3 separate regions of the Mus musculus genome follow, and all the other regions are linked to region 3. A link is a contact called in ENCODE Hi-C or POLR2A ChIA-PET data. All regions are on one chromosome and are shown on one strand. The core of a region is the stretch at or near the end of the contact, and the rest is flanking DNA. Distances in the headings are between cores, read along the strand shown. Region 1 has its middle 56 kb from the start of Gm43700. Region 2 has its middle 10 kb from the start of Gm43700. Region 3 holds the start of Cpeb2 (cytoplasmic polyadenylation element binding protein 2).

The links. A loop is a pair of places that touch in the nucleus more often than their neighbours do. ChIA-PET counts read pairs that join two places held with the same protein, here RNA polymerase II (POLR2A).
Region 1: a map of heart shows a loop between it and region 3 (2.4-fold over the local background). The contact joins the enhancer-like site here to the promoter of Cpeb2 in region 3. A Hi-C loop is called at or near these places in 3 of 37 maps with a recorded cell type or tissue (heart and left cerebral cortex). POLR2A ChIA-PET finds 5 or more read pairs at or near these places in 1 of 5 experiments (Patski).
Region 2: a loop to region 3 is called in a map of heart, with 2.2 times the contacts of the local background. The contact joins the enhancer-like site here to the promoter of Cpeb2 in region 3. A Hi-C loop is called at or near these places in 1 of 37 maps with a recorded cell type or tissue (heart). POLR2A ChIA-PET finds 5 or more read pairs at or near these places in 1 of 5 experiments (Patski).

What each region holds. Positions count from the first base shown.
Region 1 is chr5:43,092,632-43,096,053 of GRCm38, forward strand. No RefSeq gene overlaps it. Among named protein-coding and RNA genes, the nearest start is that of Gm43700, 56 kb to the left of the region's middle. Within about 2 kb of position 1,985, at least 1 of the 3 ENCODE cell types and tissues checked has a DNase peak (open chromatin) inside an H3K27ac peak, as active enhancers do; it is heart, where a contact is called at or near this core.
Region 2 is chr5:43,046,899-43,050,115 of GRCm38, forward strand. No RefSeq gene overlaps it. Among named protein-coding and RNA genes, the nearest start is that of Gm43700, 10 kb to the left of the region's middle. Within about 2 kb of position 1,438, at least 1 of the 3 ENCODE cell types and tissues checked has a DNase peak (open chromatin) inside an H3K27ac peak, as active enhancers do; it is heart, where a contact is called at or near this core.
Region 3 is chr5:43,231,784-43,235,148 of GRCm38, forward strand. Cpeb2 (cytoplasmic polyadenylation element binding protein 2) reads left to right here and starts at 1,470. Exons shown (of 12, transcript NM_001368806.1): 1 at 1,470-3,305. The coding sequence starts at 1,680. It overlaps Gm7854 (predicted gene 7854), which reads right to left. Exons shown (of 8, transcript NR_028417.2): 1 at 3,169-3,365.

The DNA.
Region 1 (3,422 bases), core at 735-3,234, 140 kb before region 3:
TTTTGAATCTTTTGGTCAGAAAATCCCCCAAGGAATGTGCAAAATTCTACAGACTTAGAGATTTGTTTTAATTCTCACTTTCCCTTAGGCCACGAGATCTAAAATATGTAACCCTCCTTGTGAAATGAAATGACATATGTTTATTAACTCTAGCAAGACAAAAAACACAATCCAGTCAGGCATCAAGGTGTATTCTTTTAATTCCAGTATGTGACAGGTAGAATACCGTGAGTTCTTTTAATTCTGTGTACTCTTTTAATTCCAGTATGTGATAGGTAGAATACTGTGAGTTCAAAGATAGCCTTTCCTAAATAGTAAGTTCAGGGCTAGTCAGGGGTACATAGTGAGACCCTGTCTCAAAAGAACAAAAACAAAAATACATCTCTGACTAGAACACTGTGGTGTTCTTTGAAGTCATAAATGATAAGCAACTTACATTTCCAACTGGGAAGAGACAGGTCAGGCACGTGGGGCATCTCAAGAACACCTTAGTTATTATTAACTGGAAGATGGTTGGGGCAGCAAACAGGCATGGCTGCAAGTAGGTATTTGAATTCTGGAATTTGATAATAGGATTGCCTAACCTTGTGAGGAAAAAAAAAATGAAATATCCATTGTTATTAGGGGAAATTTTAGGATAGTCTTTTAAAATAAACTGGTAAAAAGACAGGTTGGTTCTTCTTTATAAACTGGTGAATTAACTATGGGAGAAAGTTTTAAAAGTTATAAAAATATTCCCATGTAAATAAAATAATATTCAGTATTTTTGGTGAAGGGGAGATTATGGTACAAGTTAGCAACTCAGACCAATTTTGATGAAATAAAAAGATCATATCTAGAATGTTCTAGAAGAATATTTAACAAGTTGTAACTTGGTATTTCTGAGATTATGAGTGGTTCATGTTTTCTTTTAGCTTCTGTAGGGGAGGGAGAAAAAAAGAAATCAGCAGACAATCCAAGACATTATGAGGGTCTAGGATTCACGGGGTGGTTTCTGTTTATAATTTCAACTCAGTACAGTTGAAATAGCCAGTAAAGTCCCCATGGAGACCTGTGTCTGCTGTCTGAAGAGGGTTACCCATGACCAGCAAGACTGCACTTGTCCCAGCCTTCAGTGTTCTCCTTGCTTTCACAGGGACAGATCTCCTGATGCAAGCTTCGCACACAGCCTACCTCACTGATTGCCATCTCTGATAAAAAAATAAGCCAGTTGTTTCTCTGACCCACAAGATCTTCTCCCATCTGTGATGAGTGATTTGTTTGGTTCATTGGTTTTGTACTGCTGATGTGTTTGAACTCAGACCAATCCAAGTGGAGGAAAGGTGAAGCTTCCAGACACCCCCTACCTTGTGTTTGATATGTTTCTGGTGGTACTGATGCAGTATGTGGACGTGATACCTAAGGTGGTACACAGGAGCTAAGTCTTGGGATCTGCTTCTGTCAGATATAGCCAGGCTGGCAGACCGGACGATGTTAACTGGCTGGGAGTCAGGGGGGTCAGCAGGGCCAGGGCCTGAGTGCCATTGTGTCTGACTCCCCAAAATTAAGCTAACTCTCTACAGCTCTCCCCCACCCTTGTTCCTACAAGGTGCTGTAGCCAACTAATTATCAAACTGAACCACAGAGTTCTGGAACGGCACCTATGAAATCAAATTGATCATCTGCCAAATGACTCCCTTACTAAATTGCTAGTGCTCAGGTCTGACCTTCAAGGAGAAAAAAGCCAGTAGCACACGTTCATATCTCGAGCTACAAAATGCACAGTGAGTGAGGAAGTGGGAGGGGTGGGAGAGGGAGCAGGCCTTTCTCCCTTGCTGGTCTTCCAACCAGGAATAGCTTCCCCGCCTTCCCCTCCCCCAGCCCTACAGTTGTTCCCATTACCACTTCCACCCTGGCTAATTATAGGCCCTGATTACCTAACATCAAGTCCTACTGTCACCTGCTTTGGCCTGACAGATTATGCCATCTGGGCCACGTGGCCGGGGTGCAGGAAGCGTGAGAGGTCACAGAGAGGGGTAAACAGCACTAAATGGGAAGAAATGTGTTTACAGCCCCGACAGCTGACTGGGCTATTAGAGGGGCTTTGGCTGCAGTGTTCCCAGCTGAAGTCTCTCTCCAGGGGCCTTACCACCCAATGCTATTAGCTAATGGGATGTGGCTGTGGGTTTCTGCTCAGATTCCAGGGTTAGCCTTGCAGTGGGACTGCAACCTCTCCTAAAAAGGAAAAGAACAAGGACCCAGCAGAAAGCCAGGGCTTGCAGTTTCACCCCCAACAGAAGAAGCCGGGGGAGTCAATGCCCAGTTATCTGCAAATGCATGGATTAGGTCCATTGGCAGCCTCCTCTGCTCACTGCCTATTGTTTTTTAATATATACACGAAGCTCATTTAGGAAACTAAGTCGATTCTAGGTGGTGACTCCAATTTATTAACAACTTTTGTGTTCTTTACAGCAGCGCACATCTGATGTTCATGTGCCCGAGTGTGACCTGGAAATCTTATTAAAATGCATGGTTTTCATGATCTGTCCATTGGTGAAAGTGGTGTGTTGAAGTCTCCCACTATTATTGTGTGAGGCGCAATGTGTGCTTTGAGCTTTACTAAAGTTTCTTTAGTGAATGTGGCTGCTCTTGTATTTGGAGCATAGATATTCAGAATTGAGAGTTCCTCTTGGAGGATTTTACCTTTGATGAGAATGAAGTGTCCCTCCTTGTCTTTTTTGATGACTTTGGGTTGGAAGTCAATCTTATCAGATATTAGGATGGCTACTCCTGCCTGTTTCTTCATACCATTTGCTTGGAAAATTGTTTTCCAGCCTTTCATTCTGAGGTAGTGTCTATCTTTTTCTCTGAGATGAGTTTCCTGTAAGCAGCAAAATGTTGGGTCTTGTTTGTGTAGCCAGTTTGTTAGTCTATGTCTTTTTATTGGCGAGTTGAGACCATTGATGTTAAGAGATATTAAGGAAAAGTAATTGTTGCTTCCTGTTATTTTAGTTGTTAAAGGTAGCATTCTGTTCTTGTGGCTGTCTTCTTTTAGGTTTGTTGAGGGATTACCTTCTTGTTTTTTCTAGGGCGTTGTTCCCGTTCTTGTATTGGTTTTTTTCTGTTATTATCCTTTGAAGGGCTGGATTCGTGGAGAGATAATGCGTGAATTTGGTTTTGTCGTGGAATACTTTGGTTTCTCCCTCTATGATAATTGAGAGTTTGGCTGGGTATAGTAGCCTGGGCTGCAGTTTGTGTTCTCTTAATGTCTGTATAACATCTGTCCAGGCTCTTCTGGCTTTCATAGTCTCTGGTGAAAAATCTGGTGTAATTCTGATAGGCTTGCCTTTATATGTTACTTGACCTTTTTCCCTTACTGCTTTTAGTATTCTATCTTTATTTAGTGCATTTGATGTTCTGATTATTATGTGTCGGGAGGAATT
Region 2 (3,217 bases), core at 188-2,687, 180 kb before region 3:
TCCTTATGCTGAGTCATTGATTTAGGAGAAACGTTGGTGTTTGGTGCATCCTTGTCCCAGAAATATCCATCACTTTGTCTTCATAAAACCTCTGTAAGACAAGCCATTCTTCCTTTGCATGGGTGATTAATGCAGGGAACCTGACAAGCCTTTCTAATGTATGCAATTAGCAATAAACATGGTCAAGAGTCAAATTCAGAGATCTGAAGAGCACTCTTCCAGAGGCAGAGGAGGTTCGATTCCCAACACTCACATGACAGCTGGCAGCCCTCTGTAACTTTAGTCCCAGGGAATCTGACACCCTCTTCTGGCTTTTAAGAGAAAAATACTATCCCACATAAAGTCAAATTAAATAAATTTCAAAAAAAATTAAGATTAAAACTCAGAAAATTCACTGAACATGGTGACTGGCACAAGCTTTAATCTCAGCACTTGAGAGGCAGAGGCAGGCAGATCTCTGAGTTTGCGGTCACCCAGGTCTACAGAGTGAGTTCCAGGTCATCCAGGGCTACAAAGAGAAACCTTTTCTCAAAATCAATCAAACAAAAACAACAGCAGCAGCAAACAGCAAACTCTGTCAGTTTGCTGACAAAGGCAGGCCTTCCTAACTCAGACTGACCGCTTTCTAACCTAAATTTCAAACCAGGTCTCCAGACTCCAGACTGTGTTTAATCTTCTCTCAGAGAGGATGCTAGCCAGGAAGAGCAGCCTAGTACCTTCCATGATCCCAGTGAGGATGAAAATTTGCAACTCAGAGTATGGAGAAAGATGAGGAAGGGATCAGAGGATCCAGGAATAGCCTTCCAAAAACACTGGGCAAATGGCAAAGGGCAAAGGGCCTGCATCCTGTGTGATAGCCATATGAAGGAATGCCCCAGTATGGTCCCATCCTGGCACAGAAGCATGCATGATTAGAACTATGGCTTCTAGAAGATTAGAACCATGCCTTCTGCATTTCACTATTTTGCTTACCAAGCTCAGTAACTGTCTACAGAGTCAATGAATAAAGAGCTTTGCTACTCCAGGTCTTTTTTTTTTTTTAAGGGTATTAGGAAAGTGAAAGGAGGGTGAGAAAACAAAACCCATGGGAGCTTGAGTGTGTCCAAAGTGCATTCAGGAGATTAATGAAATAGAAAAAAAGTGTGAAAGAGCTAAGACATAAATCTTGACTGGCAGAGAAAATACAAAGAGCAGAGCGGTCTGCAATATTTGAAGGGGGAACATAAGAACGGGAAGAATCATTTCTTGCCAGTTTTTAACATGGTTGGTGCAGAGACACGAGATCTGGATAGGCAATCTGGGACGGGGACTTTGGAGTTCCTAGACTCCAGACTCGGCTTTCAGTGATCTGGAATTAACTCCCTGCCTCTTCCACACTAACTCCACAAGTGCAAAGAGCCCTGATCATCCTAGGCAGGCTATCTGGCCAGTGAAGCTCACTATCTTGTAAGGAAGAGAGAGTCAAAAATAGCCAGGCAGCACAGTGGTGCATTTCACAATGGGAGGTGCAGCAGGACTTCGGTGGTTGACATGGCTTAGGAAACAGGAAGTCTCCCCTGGACAGGGGATGGTCAACTGAAATAGGAGAATGAGGAAATACCTGCCATTTCAGACAAGGAGAGCAGGCTCCAGGAAGAGGGAAAACTATGAGAGAGCGGAAGGCAGTCAGAACATGAGCGGGTATCCAGAAAACTAGGAGGGGATTGGTATATAAGAGCATCTGACAATTCAGAGACACTCAGTCCAGAGCCAGCAAGAACTGTCACATATTGGTAGGCCATCTTCAGAGCAGCGGGGAGCTTCCAGCACTTCAGCAGGATCAGACTTGTCTAATACTATGTCTCAGAGAGTAGATTTAGTAGTAAAAAAAAAAAAAAAAAAAAAAGGAAGCCATCATAGCCTCTGAAAAGAATGCATAAAGCTGTCCTAGGGGACTGGCACATGAGCTGAGTGTGTCCCAGCTCTGCCACAGCCTCACCACGCTGCTGCTCAATGACTCATGGTTTATTCTTAGTGTGTCTGTGTAGAAATGACAAGACGTTCCTGCCAAGCAAAATGCTAACTGGACAATGTGTTGTCAGAGAAGCACTTGGGACCACATTCAGGAAATTTCTTAGACAATCACAAGCAACTCTGTCTTATTTTTCTTTTTCCAAAGTTCTCCAGAGAGGATGACTTTGGGCCTTTCTGATCAATCTGAATGAATGGCATAGTCAAGGACTCATGGTATCTGCAAATGAAGTTTTTCTTTTAATACCAAACCAAGCATTATAAAGGTTCTACCAGCCAACCAAATTTTCTGTTTTCCATCTCTCCTTGAACATAAACTACTCCATGTCTCTTATTGACCATAGCCTTCCCCTTCATTCTCTAGCACCACCAAGTACAGCCAATGCATTTCCTTGGCTACATGGTACTAGCATTCATCCATGAGGCACCCTGACCCAACTAAGCCTGACTATAGATGGAACTCTCTTGCATGACCCTCTCATGTCCCAGCCAACCTAGGACTTCATGGCCTAGAAAAGTTGTGCAATTTGGTGTTGGCCTTCAGTGGGCCAGGGATGGGCACCAGATGAACACTGCGTGCCTGCTCTCTGGACAGACACTCACCCAAGTTCTCTACCCAATGTTCTATAGCCTGTGGCTTGATCTGTTGACATCATTTGCCAAGTAAGTGCATGGCCACAAGTCTAACTGGTAAGTCAAGCCACCATGATCAAAGCTTACATAACCCTGGCGAGGATCCCTGCTCTGTGTCCTATTTCCTCATCTGTTGTGTGGTGTTAATAATGGTATCTGCTTTGTGAGTTGTTTGTAGGGGTCAAATGAAACAGTTTGAGAAGCAGTTAATGAATATTTACTACCGCTACTGTGGTAATGATGGTGATAGGGATAGGGGCTACAAAGTTGGAAGGATTCTTTTACTACTTTGCAATAAAACTTAATGAGTGGTAAAGTGAGCCCAGACTTTGCCATGTTTCTCTAATGTATCTACTTGTGACCTCTACTTTCTAAAGCTGGGGTAGTAAAGGCAAATCTCTACAAGACTGTGGTTTGTGGCAAGTCTTTTCTACCCTGTGGGGAGCCTGGGATAGTAGAGCAGAAAGAGTGAATCTGGTCTCCCCTCTTGATGTTAAGGTAAGGACACCCTGGGGAAGCAGTTCCCAGCATGAGGTCGTAGAGCTAAGGCTGGAAGAGTTAGGTCTACACTGCA
Region 3 (3,365 bases), core at 220-2,719:
GTTAAATATGCTATTGAGATTAACTTTTAAACAACATTCTGCTTATCATGCTAATTTCTGAAGTAAATGAATTTTATAAAATATGTTTTTGGGAAACTTAGCTTATTAATCACACATAGATCTTATAAAGTATTTTCTTTTTGAAGTGCTGTTCTCTTTTTACTGATTATTTGACTTGCATACTTTTGAAATAAGATGAGGAACCAAATTCAACTGACAGGGGCTTCAGAAAGACATCTACCTAACTTCCTTAAGAGACTAGTAAGTTACAACATCATTAGTCCAGTCTGAATCAACTTTCTGCAAACTGTTGAGATTTCAGTAGGTATTTCTGGAATCCATTCAGTAATTTCAGTTTTCTAAGCACCAGGAAAACTTAAAAATAAAAACTAAGAACATACAATTCTTTATTATGTCGTGTGGATCAGTTATCATTGGACTAAACAGTCAAGTGTGGTTTTCTCTGTGTAAAATGTTCCTGTGGGGAGGAATTACACTGGATTAAGTCCCCATCCAGCGCTCCTCTGTCTACATGGAAAGCCTTTCCCCTTCCACTTTACAAGCCTCAACAAGTCCGCTGCTGAGTCACAATCTCCTTTCCCCCCTGATGTGAGAAATCTTTCTCCCTTGAAAATTAATAAAGCTTCGGAAATGTTCCGATGAGAGTCTCCCGGGGGAAGGAAGCCAGAAAGAACTTGTAGAGGAGGAGTCCGGCACCCCTGGGTTGTGGTGACAGCGCACCCAGGGCTTGCAGCAGCGGGGCCAGGAGGAGCTGGTCTCAGAACCTACTCAGAGCTCTCCTGCGCGAGTAACCACGCAGAGCCCTGTCGGCTCCCAGACTTTGTTCCCCTTGCTGAAGTGGAAATGTTTGCTGCAAAAGGCGCCGGTGTTTCGCGTTTTACTCTTAAAAAACAAACAAAAAAAAATGCCTTCCAGCGGTGGCAAGGGTGGGTGACAGCACGCGCGGCTCGCACCCGACCACAGAGCATGGGACCTTCTAGAGTCCTGCAAGCTTAGCGCCCTAGTCCTGCTAGCAGGTCTGGGACAGCGGCACTTCACGTGACCCCAGGGGCTGGGACAGGGCGGGGCCTGAGGAGGGGGCGCGTGCGACAGGGGACAGGAGGGGCGGTTGCCCAGGAACCGTCCGCAACGCCCGCGCGTGCTCGCCTCCGTGCGCACGCGCACGGTGCTCGAGACCCATTAGCCGTCTCCCCAACTTCCACCGGCTTTTTTTTCACCCCCTTGGGCTCCATTCAAGGTCCTGGACTGAGGGACGCGCCGCGCGCGCCCGCTGCCTCGCAGGGTCCACAACGCACGCTAATGAGGGGCGGGGCGGGGCGAGGCCGGCGGCGGCGGCGGCGGCGCGCTCGCGCGTGCCAGGGCGCGCGACAAGGGGCGGCGCGATTGTGAGGTGGCTGCTGACGCACGTTCCGGGGTTCTTAAGCGGCGAGGGCGGCGGCGGCCGAGGCAGCGGCGGTGGTGCCGGAGCCGGTTCCGGGAGGCGGCGGTGGCCTCCGTGAGGGGCGGCGGGGCCCCAAGTCGGTGCCCCGGCTCAGTCACAGTGTCCCTTTCCCATTGACCCCATCCTTCCACCACGGCCGCGCCGCCACGGCTCCCGGGGCTTTCTAGGCGGGGCAGGGGACGGGGTGCGTCTCCTGCCGCGGCCGCCGGCCTGATAAATGCGGGACTTCGGGTTCGGGGTGCTGCACACTGCCCTGCTGCGCAGCGGCAGCCCACGATCCTCGCCCGGCGGCAGCGCCTACCGGCCCTTCGCCGCCGGGCCGCCCGCCACGCCCTTCGGCCCGCTGTCGCCGCCGCCGTTGCCTGTCACCGGCTTCTCCGAGGCCGCCTCCCCCTTCGCCATCCCCTCGGGCGGCGGCGCGGCCAGCTCAGCCGCAGCTTCCTCTTCCTCCCCGCTCGTGGCGCATCCCCAGGCCGTGCAGGATGAGCTACTGCTCGGGCTGACACAGCAGCCGACGAGGCCGCTCTCGGGGGCGGCGGCCGCAGAGCAGCTCCCCAGCCACCACCCCGGCGGCGGCACGAACGCGGGTGTGACCCACCTCCTCCCCTCCCAGGACTTCAAACCGAGTCTGCACCACCCCTCCTCCTCCTCCGCCTCCTCCTGCTGCTGCTGCCGCACCTCCTCCCCGCAGGACTTCAGTAAGCGGCAGCAGCAGCAGCTGAGCAGCCAGAAGAGGAAAGAGTTGAGCCCGCCACACCGTCCCCACCCTCCGGACGCGAAGCCGCCGCCGCCGCCGCCGCCGCTCCACTGCCCCGGCCGCTTCAGCCCAACACCGCCAACGCCGCCACCACCGCCCGGGCCGCTCCTGCAGTCGGCGCCGCTCGCCCAGCGCTCTCAGCCGTTCAGCCTCCCGCACACGCAGCACCTCCCGCCGCAGGACTTCGCCCAGCGGCAGCGCCCGGTCGACCTGCCCCAGCTCCCGCAGCTCCCGCCCTCGCCGCCCGCAGCTCCGCGGCGCCGCCACGGAGGCGCGGGAAGCCCTCGCCAGACCCCGGCCGCGGGCGAGGGCAGCGCCGCCGAGCCCCCCAATGCGGGCTTGCCCCCCTCGACGCCGCCGGTGAACCCCGCGCCGGGCTCCATGGAGTCGCCCAACCACCCTCTGCTCAACAGCCCCAGCACCCTCCTGCCCGGCGCGGCGCTCGGCACCAGCGCCTTCAGCAGCCTGCAGAGCCCGGACCTGCCGCACCCCGGCGGCGGCGGGGGCGGGGGACCCCCCGGAGGGGGAGGCGGCTCCGCGTCTCCCCCACCGCTGCCCGGCTTCGGCACCCCCTGGTCGGTGCAGACCGCGTCGCCGCCGCCGCCCCAGCCTCCGCCGGCGACCCAGCAGCAGCCACCCCAGCAGCCGCAGCCGCCCCAGCAGCCGCCGCAACCACAGCCCCCGGGCTCCTCGGCTGCCACCCCGGGCAGCGGCGGCGGCGCGGGCGGCTCTCTGAGCGCCATGCCGCCGCCCAGCCCGGACTCGGAGAACGGCTTCTACCCCGGGCTGCCATCGTCCATGAACCCGGCCTTCTTCCCGAGCTTCTCGCCGGTGTCGCCGCACGGCTGCGCGGGGCTCAGCGTGCCGGCCGGCGGTGGCGGCGGCGGCGGCGGCTTCGGCGGCCCGTTCTCTGCTCCCACGGTGCCCGCGCCGCCCGCCATGAATTTACCTCAACAGCAGCCGCCGGCGGCGGCGCCGCAGCAGCCGCAGAGCCGGAGGTCACCCGTCAGCCCGCAGCTGCAGCAGCAGCACCAGGCTGCCGCAGCCGCCTTCCTGCAGCAGAGGAACTCGTACAACCACCACCAGGTAAGGCGTGCGCGGTGGGAACAGGAGCCGCCAAGCCCCCTCGAACGCCCCGGGCGCTCC